Linked DNA regions of Homo sapiens: region 2 is linked to region 1. The links are chromatin loops, found by intact Hi-C in ENCODE. Cell type or tissue: ovary. All regions are shown on one strand. Each heading gives the region's core, and the rest is flanking DNA. Links, peaks and the distances in the headings are about the cores only.

The links. Hi-C counts contacts between places; a loop is a spot of excess contacts. Peaks named below come from ENCODE experiments on the same cell type or tissue, not always from the same donor. Only the 100,000 strongest peaks of a DNase experiment are listed, where the experiment ranks them.
Region 2: a loop joins it to region 1, with 14 times the contacts of the local background. A loop is called at or near these places in 1 of 110 quality-filtered maps.

Annotation. Positions count from the first base shown.
Region 1 is chr22:47,478,748-47,484,128 of GRCh38, forward strand. All of the region lies in intron 1 of LINC01644 (long intergenic non-protein coding RNA 1644), which reads right to left. Among named protein-coding and RNA genes, the nearest start is that of LINC01644, 5.7 kb to the right of the region's middle. In ovary, for the core only: no CTCF peak of the experiment used is centred there; no DNase peak of the experiment used is centred there.
Region 2 is chr22:47,548,795-47,554,175 of GRCh38, forward strand. No RefSeq gene overlaps it. Among named protein-coding and RNA genes, the nearest start is that of LINC01644, 64 kb to the left of the region's middle. RefSeq lists an enhancer at 831-1,655. In ovary, for the core only: no CTCF peak of the experiment used is centred there; DNase peaks (open chromatin) are centred at 1,427 and 2,497.

The sequences.
Region 1 (5,381 bases), core at 328-5,327:
TAGATGCCATTTATTTATTTATTTATTTATTTATTTATTTATTTAAATTACTAACTGCCCTGGAAACAACTTCCAGTACAATCTTGAATAGAGGCAGTGAGAGCAGACATCCTTGTCTTGTTTCTGAACTGAGGAGAAAAGCATTTTATCTTTCACCATTACGGTATTAGCAATGGATTTTTTCACAGATGCTTTTTAACGGGTTGAAGAATTGACCTTCTAATCCTACTTTGTTAAGGGTTTTTTTAATGCAAAGGTGTTGAATTTTTGTCAAATGCTTTTTATGTGTCAAGATGATCGTATGGGTTTTGCTTGCTATCTTTTATTCTGTTGACATCTTGTGTTACATTAATTGATTTTCTGAAATTCCTGGGAAAAAAATCCTACTTGGTCATGATCTCTATTCCTCTTTATCTATTGCTGAGTTTGGTTTCCTGATATTTTGTTAAGATTTCTGTGTCTGTATTTACAAGCTACATTAGTCTCGTTTTTTTTCTTTTTATGTCTTTCTCTGGTTTTGAAGTCAGGGTAATACTGGCCTAATAGAAGGCATTAGACTGTATTCCTTCCTCTTGCATTTTCTGAAAGAGTTTGTGATGCATTGGTATTACTTCTTTAAATTTTTTGGTAGAATTCACAGAGAAGTCATCTGTGCCTAGGCTTTTCTTTGTATTTTTTAATGCTAATTCTATTATTTTACTTTCTATAAGTATATTCATATTTTCTATTTCTTGTGAGTCAGTTTCAACAGTTTGTTTTTTTAGACATTCGTCCATTTCATCTAAGTCATCAAATTTGTTAGCACACACTTGTTCATGGTATTCCCCAATAATCCCCCTTTTTCCCATAAGGTCAACAGCAATGTTCTTTTATTCCTGATTTCAGAAACTTGAGCCTTCTCTATACTTTCTTGCTCACTAATTTTTGTTGATTTTGTTAATCTTCTTAAAAGAATCCATTTTATTTAATTGAATTTTTAAGTCCTTGGTTTGAAATGTGTCTTCTTTTTTAATATATGAGTATACAGCTATAAAGTTCCCTCTGAGCACTGCATTATCTGCATCACAGAAGTTTTGGTACATTTGTATCTTTATTTGTATCTACCACAGAGCTTTTCAAATTTAACTGTAATTTCTTCTTGACACATCAGTTACTTAGAAGTGTGTTATTTACAAATATGTAGATGTTAAATTTTCAAAATTTCTTGCTGTTATTGATTTCTAATTCCATTCTATTCCAATTGGAGATACTTTGTATAATTTCAGTTCCTTAACGTTTATGGAAGCTTGTTTTATGGCCTAGCATATGATCAGAGAATTTTCCAGATGCTCTTGAAAAGAATGTGTATTTCACTGCTGTTGGGTGGAGTGGTTTGTACATGTCTCTTAGATATCGTTGGTTCATAATTAAAACCTCCCCACAACAAATATTCCAGGCTCATATGGCTTCACTGGTGAATTCTACCAAACATTCTAAGAAGAATTAATGCCAATCCTTCATAAACTCTTTCAAAATATAGAAGAACAGGGACTACATCTCAACTTACCCTATGTGGCTAGTGCTATCCTGATACCAAAACGATACATTACAAGAAAAGAAAACTAAAAAACCAGTTAGCCTTATGACTATAAATGCAGAAATTCTCAACACAATGCTAGCAAATTAATCCAGCACCATGTGAAAAAAAACATATATACGGACAACAAGATCAAGTAAGATTATCCCAGGAATGCAAGGTTGATTTAATATCTGAAAATCAATCACTGTTAACACACCATATTAAAAAAAGATAAACAGAGTCACAATATTATCTCAATAGATACACACACACACAAAAAGCATTTGCTCTCATCAATTCTATTTCACATGGTAGAAGAAATACTACATACCTAATTAGGCCAGAAAAAGAAATAAAAGTCATCCAAATCGGAAAAGAAAGAGTAAAACTATATATATATATATGAACAGATGACACAATTTGAATGAAGAAAACTCTAAGGAATCCACCATAAAACTATTAAAACTAATAAACCAGCTCAGCAAGATTGCAGGATGCAAGATCAATACATAAAATTAAGTGCATTTCTATACATTTGTAATGAATAATCCAAAAATAAAATTAAGAAAGCAATCTATTTTCAATAGTAGCAAAAAGAATAAAATAGGAACAAATTTAACCAAAGTGTAAGACTTCCACACTGAAAACTATAAAACATCAATGACATAAGTTAAAGCAAACCTAAATAACTGGAAAGACATCGTGATTGAGACAATATTGTTAAGATAGTCATACTCTTCAAATTGATCTAATGGCTCAACACAATCCCCATAAAAATCCTAGCTAGCATTTTTGCAGAAATTTAAAAGCTGAACTTAAAATTCATATGTAAATTCAAGGAACCCATAATAGCCAAAATAATCTTGAAAAAGCAACAAAGTTGGAGGTCTCACACTTTCCAATTTTAAAAATTAACTGCAAAGCACAGTAATCAAGACAGTGTGATACTGACATAAACATGAATGTGTAGGTCAAAGGAATAGAATTGAAAGTCCAGACATAAGCACTCAGATTTGTGGTCAATTGATTACCGAAAACAATCCCAAGAAAAATCAATGGGGAAAATAAGATTTTCAACAAATGGTACTGAGAGACTTGACATCTACATGCAAAAGAATGTTAGACTCCTACTGCACACCAAAATCAACTGAAAATGTATCAAAGACCTAGGTGTAAAAGCTAAAACCATAAAACTCTTAGAAGAAAGCATAGAATTAAATCGTTGTGATCTTGGTTATTTAATAGTTTTTTAAATATTACATCAAGATCACAAGTAACAAAAGGAAAAGTTAGATACATTTTATCAAATTTTAAAACTTTTTACTTCAAACAATACCATTAAGAAAGTGAAAAGACAACCTATCAGATATTTGCTAACCATGTATCTAATAAGGGACTTGTTCTAAAATACATAGAAAACACTTAGAACTTAATAAAAACATAACTCAATTTTTAAAACGATAAAGGGATTTCAATCAACAGTTCTCTCAAGAATACACAGAAATGGCCCATTAGTAGAATAACAGATGCTCAACGTTACTATATTGGGAAAACAGTCTGGTGGTTCTTCAAACGGTTAAACATACAACCCAGCAATATTACATCTAGGTACACACGCAAGAAAAATGAAAACATATCTTCCCACAAAACTTGCACAAAAACTTGTACATATGGCCCAGCAATATCACATCTAGATATATACACAAGAGAAATGAAAACATATATTCCCACAAAAACTTGTACAAAATTTTTAACAGCATTATTTACAATAGTCAAAAAAAGCCTGGAGGCCGGCGCAGTGGCTCACGCCTGTAATCCCAGCACTTTGGAAGGCTGAGGCAGGTGGAGCACAAGGTCAGAAGATCCAGACCATCCCGGCTAACACGGTGAAACCCCGTCTGTACTAAAAATTAAAAAAAAAAAAAAAAAATAGCGCAGCATGGCCAGGTGCGGTGGCTCACGCCTGTAATCCCAGCACTTTGGGAGGCTGAGGCAGGCGGATCAAGAGGTCAGGAGATCGAGATCATCCTGGCTAACATGGTGAAACCCTGTCTCTACTAAAAACACAAAAAATTAGCTGGGCGTGGTGGCAGGCACCTGTAGTCCCAGCTACTCGGGAGGCTGAGGCAGGAGAATGGCATGAACCTGGGAGGCGGAGCTTGCGGTGAGCCGAGATCGCGCCACTGCACTCCAGCCTGGGAGACAGAGCGAGACTCCGTCTCAAATAATAATTAAAAAAAAAAATTTGGAAGCAATCCAAATGTCCAAATGGGGATAAATTTTGGCATGCAATGAAATACTACTTGGCAATAAAAAGGAAGGATGTACTGATGCATGCTACAATGTTGATGAACCTTGAAAACATTATGCTAAATGCAAGAGGCAAGTCACACGAGACCATATATTGTATGAGTCCATTTACATGAAATTTCCAGAATAGGTAAATCTACAGACACAGAGAGTACATTAGTGATTGCTGGGGATGAGGGGAAGTTAGGGAGAATGGGAATTGACTACAAATGGATATGAATTCCTTTCAGTAGGGACTAAAATGTTAAAAAAAAAAAAAAAGCACAGATTATTGTATGATTGTACAAAGCTAAATACACTAAAAAGTATTGAATTTTACACATTAAATGAGTAAATTCTATCATGTGTGAATGATATCGGCTATGAATGGGGTATTTATGTTTCCCTAAAATCCATATATAGAAGCCTAAATCCCCAATGTGGTATTTGGAAATGGGACCTTTGGGAGGTAATTAGGTCATAGGTGTGGAGGCTTCATGAATGGGATTGGTGCCCTTATAAGGAGACAAAGAGACAGAAGTTCCCTCTCTTCAATCTTATGAAGATACAAGAAGACGGCTGTCTGCAAACCAAGAAAGGGGCTGTCACCATACACTGAATCTGCCAGCACCTTGACCTTGGCCTCCTGGCCTCCAGAAACTTTGAGCAATCAATGTTTGTTATTAAGCCACTCAGTCTATGGCATTTTGTTATAGCAGCCAAAAACTAAGACAATATCTTTCATGAACATGTTTCAAAAGAGAGATAGCAAGATTTGGGATAATTATAGTAAAATAACATAATACTATTGCTGTAGGAAAAAAAAATGGGTTCTTGTCACACAACCAGGAAAGATTAGGCTGATGGACACATGGAAGGATAAGGAGTAGGATTTATTGGGCAAAAAGGAAAAAATTCTCAGCAAATCGAGAGGAGTTTCTGTTAACAGGCCTCCATTTCACAGACTGAATCCCAGGTTACCACACACGAACAGAAAAGGCCAGGCTCCTGCCCACTGCAAGTGGCACCAAATTCCTGAGGTCCCACCCCGTCCTCCCAGTGTGCAGGTCCGCATTATTCTGACAGAATCAGTCAGGGCCGGGCACGGTGGCTCACGCCTGTAATCCCAGCACTTTTGGAGGCTGAGGTGGGCGAATCACTTGAGGTCAGGAGTTCAAGACCAGCCTGGCCAACATAGTGAAACGCTGTCCCTACCAAAAATACAAAAATTAGCCAGGCATTGTGGCACACACCTGTAATCCTAGCTACTCAGGAGGGTGAGGCAGGAGAATTGCTTGAACCCAGGAGGTGGAGGTTGCAGTAAGCCAAGATTGCACTACTGCACTCCAGCCTGGGCAACAGACAGGAAAAAAAAAAAAAAAAAAGGATCAGTCAGGAAAGGGTGGGCTTCATCCAGGACTGGCTGTCTGGTTTTTTAAACTTCAGGCTATTTTAGGTTTGAAGGCAGGGTTTCGCAGGGGACCCTTGGCTACCTCCTGTCTCTATCACTAATAGTAGATAATATTTATCAAAG
Region 2 (5,381 bases), core at 82-5,081, 70 kb after region 1:
CCTGTGTTTCCCCAGTGGGTCTGTCATGCCATGGAGTGAAGGCACGTGGTCAAAACCGGGAAACGGACCCTGGTATGATCCATGGGCCTAATCTCTGGTGGTTGTTGAAATCAGCAACCACAGTGAATGTGATTTTCAAACAATAAGAAAAAAAATCCTCATTTCCCTCACTGCCTACAGAACATGTGTGAAGGCCAAGCCTGATTGAAGGCCCTGAGCTCCTGGGGGCCTGAGCTCCTGGGGGCCCTGAGCTCCTGGAGGCCCTGAGCTCCTGAAGGCCCTGAGCTCCTGGGGGCCCTGAGCTCCTGGGGGCCTGCTGGGCTTGCAGTGGGGAAACGGTGGACAGGACAGCAGGATCCCATCCGTGCTGTGGGGAGCTGGACTTGCTTCTGTGACCCTCAGCTTCCTCATCTGTAGCGTGGGCACCATGGTGGTGCCCTCGTGGGCTGTGGGAGACTTTGCTCTGCCTTCCGAGGCTCCTGTGGGCAGAGCAGCGCTTCCACCCTGTGCTGGCCCAGGGCCCTCTTCTCTCGGGCTCCTCCCTGTACTGAGAGCTCTTCCAATGCCCAGCTGAGCTGAGGTTCTTGGAGGTGACTGTCGAATTCATGGACAACAGAATAAGAGGGTGCCCATGGATGTGGGCACTCGGGTCTTACTGTGCTGGCCTTGGGCCGTCCTTGAGCTCCACCCATCCCCATCCCCTGTCATGGGCAGTGGGAAAAGGCAGGGAAAAGTTTTGCTAAAGGCAATGATGTGTTTGAGGGTGGCAGAGGAACTGTCGGGGGTGAAAAGCACTCATTGCTTCATGAAGGGTCCATCTCCTTGTTAAGGGAACATTACTTACCTCTCTGCATTTTTGGAGGTATGACGTCATATACCTGCCTAACATCACAGCTGGGCCATATGCATAGATCATTGATCTTTAAATGCCCAAGGGCCAGACTTTCCTGGGTTGGCAGCAACAGCAGGAAGGTGGGGCCCACCGTGGAGTTGGAGCCACCCAGAGTCCCCACGCAGGACAGACTCTAGACTGCACATCACAATGACGTGTGAGTGCCAACGGTCAGCGCCAGCCATCGTTCTGGGGGCATTTCTGTCCCTCTTTTTTTTATATATATATTTTTATTATTATACTTTAAGTTTTAGGGTACATGTGCACAACGTGCAGGTTAGTTACATATGTATACATGTGCCATGTTGGTGTGCTGCACCCTTCTGTCCCTCTTTACGCTTCTGCTGCTCCTACAGAGGCAGGCACTTGGCCCCTCCCTCACCTGGGGAGCTTCTGCTCGGTTCCCCGGCTCACTGGCCCCTGGGGGAGGAGGGACTATTCTCGGCATGACCCGCAGGCATCTGAAATCGGGCTGGGCTGGGTTCTGGTCACCTTGCAGTCCGAGCTCCCAGGCCAGCCTGCATGCTTGGGCTTCCTCATTTCTTGGGGCTGGATGCATCGAGTACCTGGCTGCCCGGCTCCTTCTCTTTCCTTCCTCTCTCCACATGGGAGAGATGTGCCCCATGGCCAGCATCTCCCCGTTTGTCTTTTCTCCTCTGTGCCAAGTTCTCTACCTAAAACTAAGTGGGAAAGACAGGTTGGGTCTGATCGCTGGGCTTGGCTCCTTTTCATCAAGTAGGGGAGAGGTTAGGCTCTTTGGGAGTCAAAGCCTCGAGCCTGGGATGGAATCACAGTTTCTAAAAAAGCCTTGGGCAGTGGGTGGGCAGCTTGGCTTCTGCCCCATGCTAACAAACCTGTCCCTTTTAGCTGTTGTTTAAAGGTTCTTCTGTGTGTGGCCAGCTCCTGTGCAGTGGGCAGGGAACTCCAGAGAGGAGGAGCTGCACAGGGCCCTGCCAGTGATGTGGGGGCTGGGGGGGGTCTCATGAGGGAGCCCAGCTGCCGGTCTTGACCTTGTAGGCTGGGCAGCGTCCTGCCCCGCTGCGTGTCTGGCCTTGTCTTCCTTTGCTGGATGCAGATCCGCCCCCCGCATCCTTCTCGGTTTGCACTCAGTTCTCAGAGGCCCCTGGGCTGTCTCTGACACTGTCTCCTCCTCCGCGGGGGCAGTGCCACACCTCTGGGGTACAGTGTCACACTTCTGGGGGACAGTGCCACACCTCTGGGGGACAGTGTCACTTATACCTCTGGGGGGACAGCGTGACACCTCCAGGGGACAATGTCACACCTCCGGGGGACAGTGCTTCTTATGTCCCCACTCCTTTCCTGCACTATGTCTGCTGAGACAAGCCCCAGAATGGGCTGTGTCCTCGGAGTCCTCCGAGTGGAGATTGTTTTCTAACTCCCGGGGCTGGGGGTTCCTGCCTCCTGGCCTCGGTAAGTCCGCTCTGTTGTTTCTTTTGGCTCCTGCTCTTCCCATGGGAACTTCTCTGCCATCTGAAACCCCTTTCTTGAACTCCTGCTGAGACCCTTCCTCATCACAGCACTGTCCTCCGCCTGGAATCTCACCTGTGCTATCGGTCAGGCAAGCCACCAGCGGCATGAGGGCAGGGAAGGGCCAGTTGTACTTGCCACTGTTCCCCCAGGGTTCGCACCGTGCCCAGCATACAGTGAATTCTTATGGACTCACACCGAGCGGGGTGCTTGGGCACCTTCCTTTTAAGACTGTGACCTTCTCCAGGGAATGGGCTGTGATTCTCTCACACTGTACCTGGCATGTAAACAGTGTCTATGCTTTTATTTTGGTTGAATCAATGCATGAAAGAATGACACAGATCATCCCAGTTCCCTTTTATATCCTGCCAGGACTGCCCCGCTGGGATTTCCCATTCATTCCTTTATTCATCCATGAATGTCTAGGAAGCTTCTGATATATATCAGGCAGGGAACTGGGAGCGTGCACAGTGAGCAGGGCTGCCTGATGGCCGGGTGGCTTCAGTTATGCAGGCTGTGGCTTTTGGAGAAGTTTCACCAGCGTCCTTCTTGGCTCGCTGTGGCTAATAAAATGCACATAACAATCTCGGAAGAGCCCGACGTCTCCCCCCATGTGCTCCGTTTTAATCGAGTCAGTCTTCCAGTGCGTGCTTTAATACTGTTAGAAGCAAATCAAAATTAATGAGATTACCTCCTTTGAAATGTTATATATAATTAACCTCAAATTAAGGACAATATGCATTTGAATTTGCCAATCAGTAACACCTTGTGATTGCCGAAATACACAGTGGCAAATAAGAGATATTGACACTAACCTGCCCGTTGAAGTTGCATGTAAGTATCTCAAGGGAAATGGCTTTGAAGGTCCCCTGGTTGAGCCCCCAGCCAAGGGCAGGAAGAGAGTAGAGAAGTGTCCAGGCAAGGACGTGCCCCAGAGCCCCTTCATGGGGCACCCAGTTCTGAGTTTGGTCCAGGACTGCCAAGCACCTCCTCCATTCCCAGAACATCCCCACTTCCCAGCTGCAGAGGCCAGAAGCTCAGCTGGGCATTGACAGCCATGTGGGCTGGCACCTTCCCATGCATCCCCTGAGGCTCCTTCAACTCAGACCAAAGGCCATGTAGCCTGAGTGGCTTGTGAAACCCCTGGTGTTTATGCTTCTCATTGGAAGCGGGTAGAACAACTTTCTAAAACCACATTGACAGGTTGTAAGTTCGCATCAGCTTCCTGCCTGGCAAAGCCATGGAACTCTGGAACAGTGGTCAGCCGGCAGCATGGATGGGGATAAAGGGTGATCATGATGACAAAGCCTCCCCGGGTTTCATTAGCGAGGGAGGTTTTATAATCTCTCCAAAGTCACATTACTCAATTCTTACAGGAGCCTTCTAAGGCTTGTAAGATTATTTAGTCTTTATTTTATAATTGAGGAAACTGAGGCCCAGAGAGTTGAGGTGCTTTTCCCAGGGCTACGTCATTATGAAGGAGCAGCGCCCAGATGCTCCACTAAGGGAAATGACCCAAGGGCCTCCTGACCCCCACCCCCCTGGAGAAGACCCAAATGCGGCTTTCTCCAAACAGATTCGGCTCTGCGGGATGCACCGCCCTGGCCCACAAGCATCTCCGCCTATTGTTTTGCTCTTCCGTGCAATTGCTTGAATGCCTCGCCGGCTTGTTTCAGCTTATTTGACTGAAAACCATCCACTGCACAAAAGCTGGGAGTTCCCAGAGAAGCCTCCATCTCTGTCACCCTCACTGCCCTCACTGTGACCTGGAGAGGGCACAGGTCGTGCCTCCTCCGCATCCCTCACCCATGAGCCCACTTCTGCCCTTGTGTTTTCTCACCTGGGCAGTGTGCCAGCCCAGTAACAATGCATCCTGGCAATGACAGACTGTATGCGTGTCACGGAGCCTCAGTGCAGTGGGTTGAATAGTGTCCCCCAAATTCGGGTCCACCCAAAACCTGGAATGTGATGTTAGAGGGACACAAGGTGCTTGTAGATGTAATTGAGGTCAGGGTCTAGATGCGGTCATCCTGGAGTACAATGAGCTCTCAAACCAAAGAGAGTGTTCTTATTTTCTTATTTCCTTTTTTTTTGAGATAAGGTCTTGCTCTGTCACCCAAGCTGGAGTGCAGTGGTGCAATTATGGCTCACTGCAGCCTTGAACTCCTGGACTCAAGCGGTCCTCCCACTTCAGCCTGGCCTCAAACTCCTGGGTTCAAGTAATCCTCCCTTTTGCCTTGGCCTCCCAAAGTGCTCGGATTATAGGCATGAGCCACCATGCCCAGCCTAGAGTGTTCTTACGAAAGCCAGACGTCATAGGATGATGGAGGCAGAGATTAGAGTGAGGCTGCCATAAGCCAAGGCACACTCGGAACCTCTAGAAGCGAAAGGGCAAGGAATGGGTCCTCCCTGGAGGCTCCAGATGGTGAAGCCTCTGCAGGCACCGTGGCTTCAGCCTTCTGGCCTCTAGAACAGTGAGATAATGCGTCTCTGTTGTTTTACACCACCCAGTTGGTGGTCATTGGTATGGCAGCCCCAGGAAACTGATCCACTTGGTATGTTGTTTGCAAGTGCCATTGCATGGAGTTTGTAAGATGCCTGCCAGGCAGCCATCCATTCCATCTCAAGAGAACCGTGGCAGTAGACCAGCAACCCCAATCAGCACAGAAGTGTTCCCTGGTCTCCCCTAGCAGAGTCGGCTGTGTGGGCTCCCACCCCATGCTCACCTCCTGCTCTGGCTCCTACTATACTGTGAGATGTTCATGTCTTTATTGTGCTTGCCCCCCACTCTGTACGTCAGCTCCCGGAAGGCCTCCGTCTCTGCAGTGTTTTATCCCCAAAGCTCAGCCGAGTTCCTCATACACAATATTGAAGACCCGGCTTGTCCTGAAGAAGCAGACAGACTTAGTGCATTGGGAACAAGCCACGTGACTATCCGACTATGTGGATATCTAGCCCCCACTGATTTGCACAAAACAGTTCCATTCAGTTCAGCAAATGT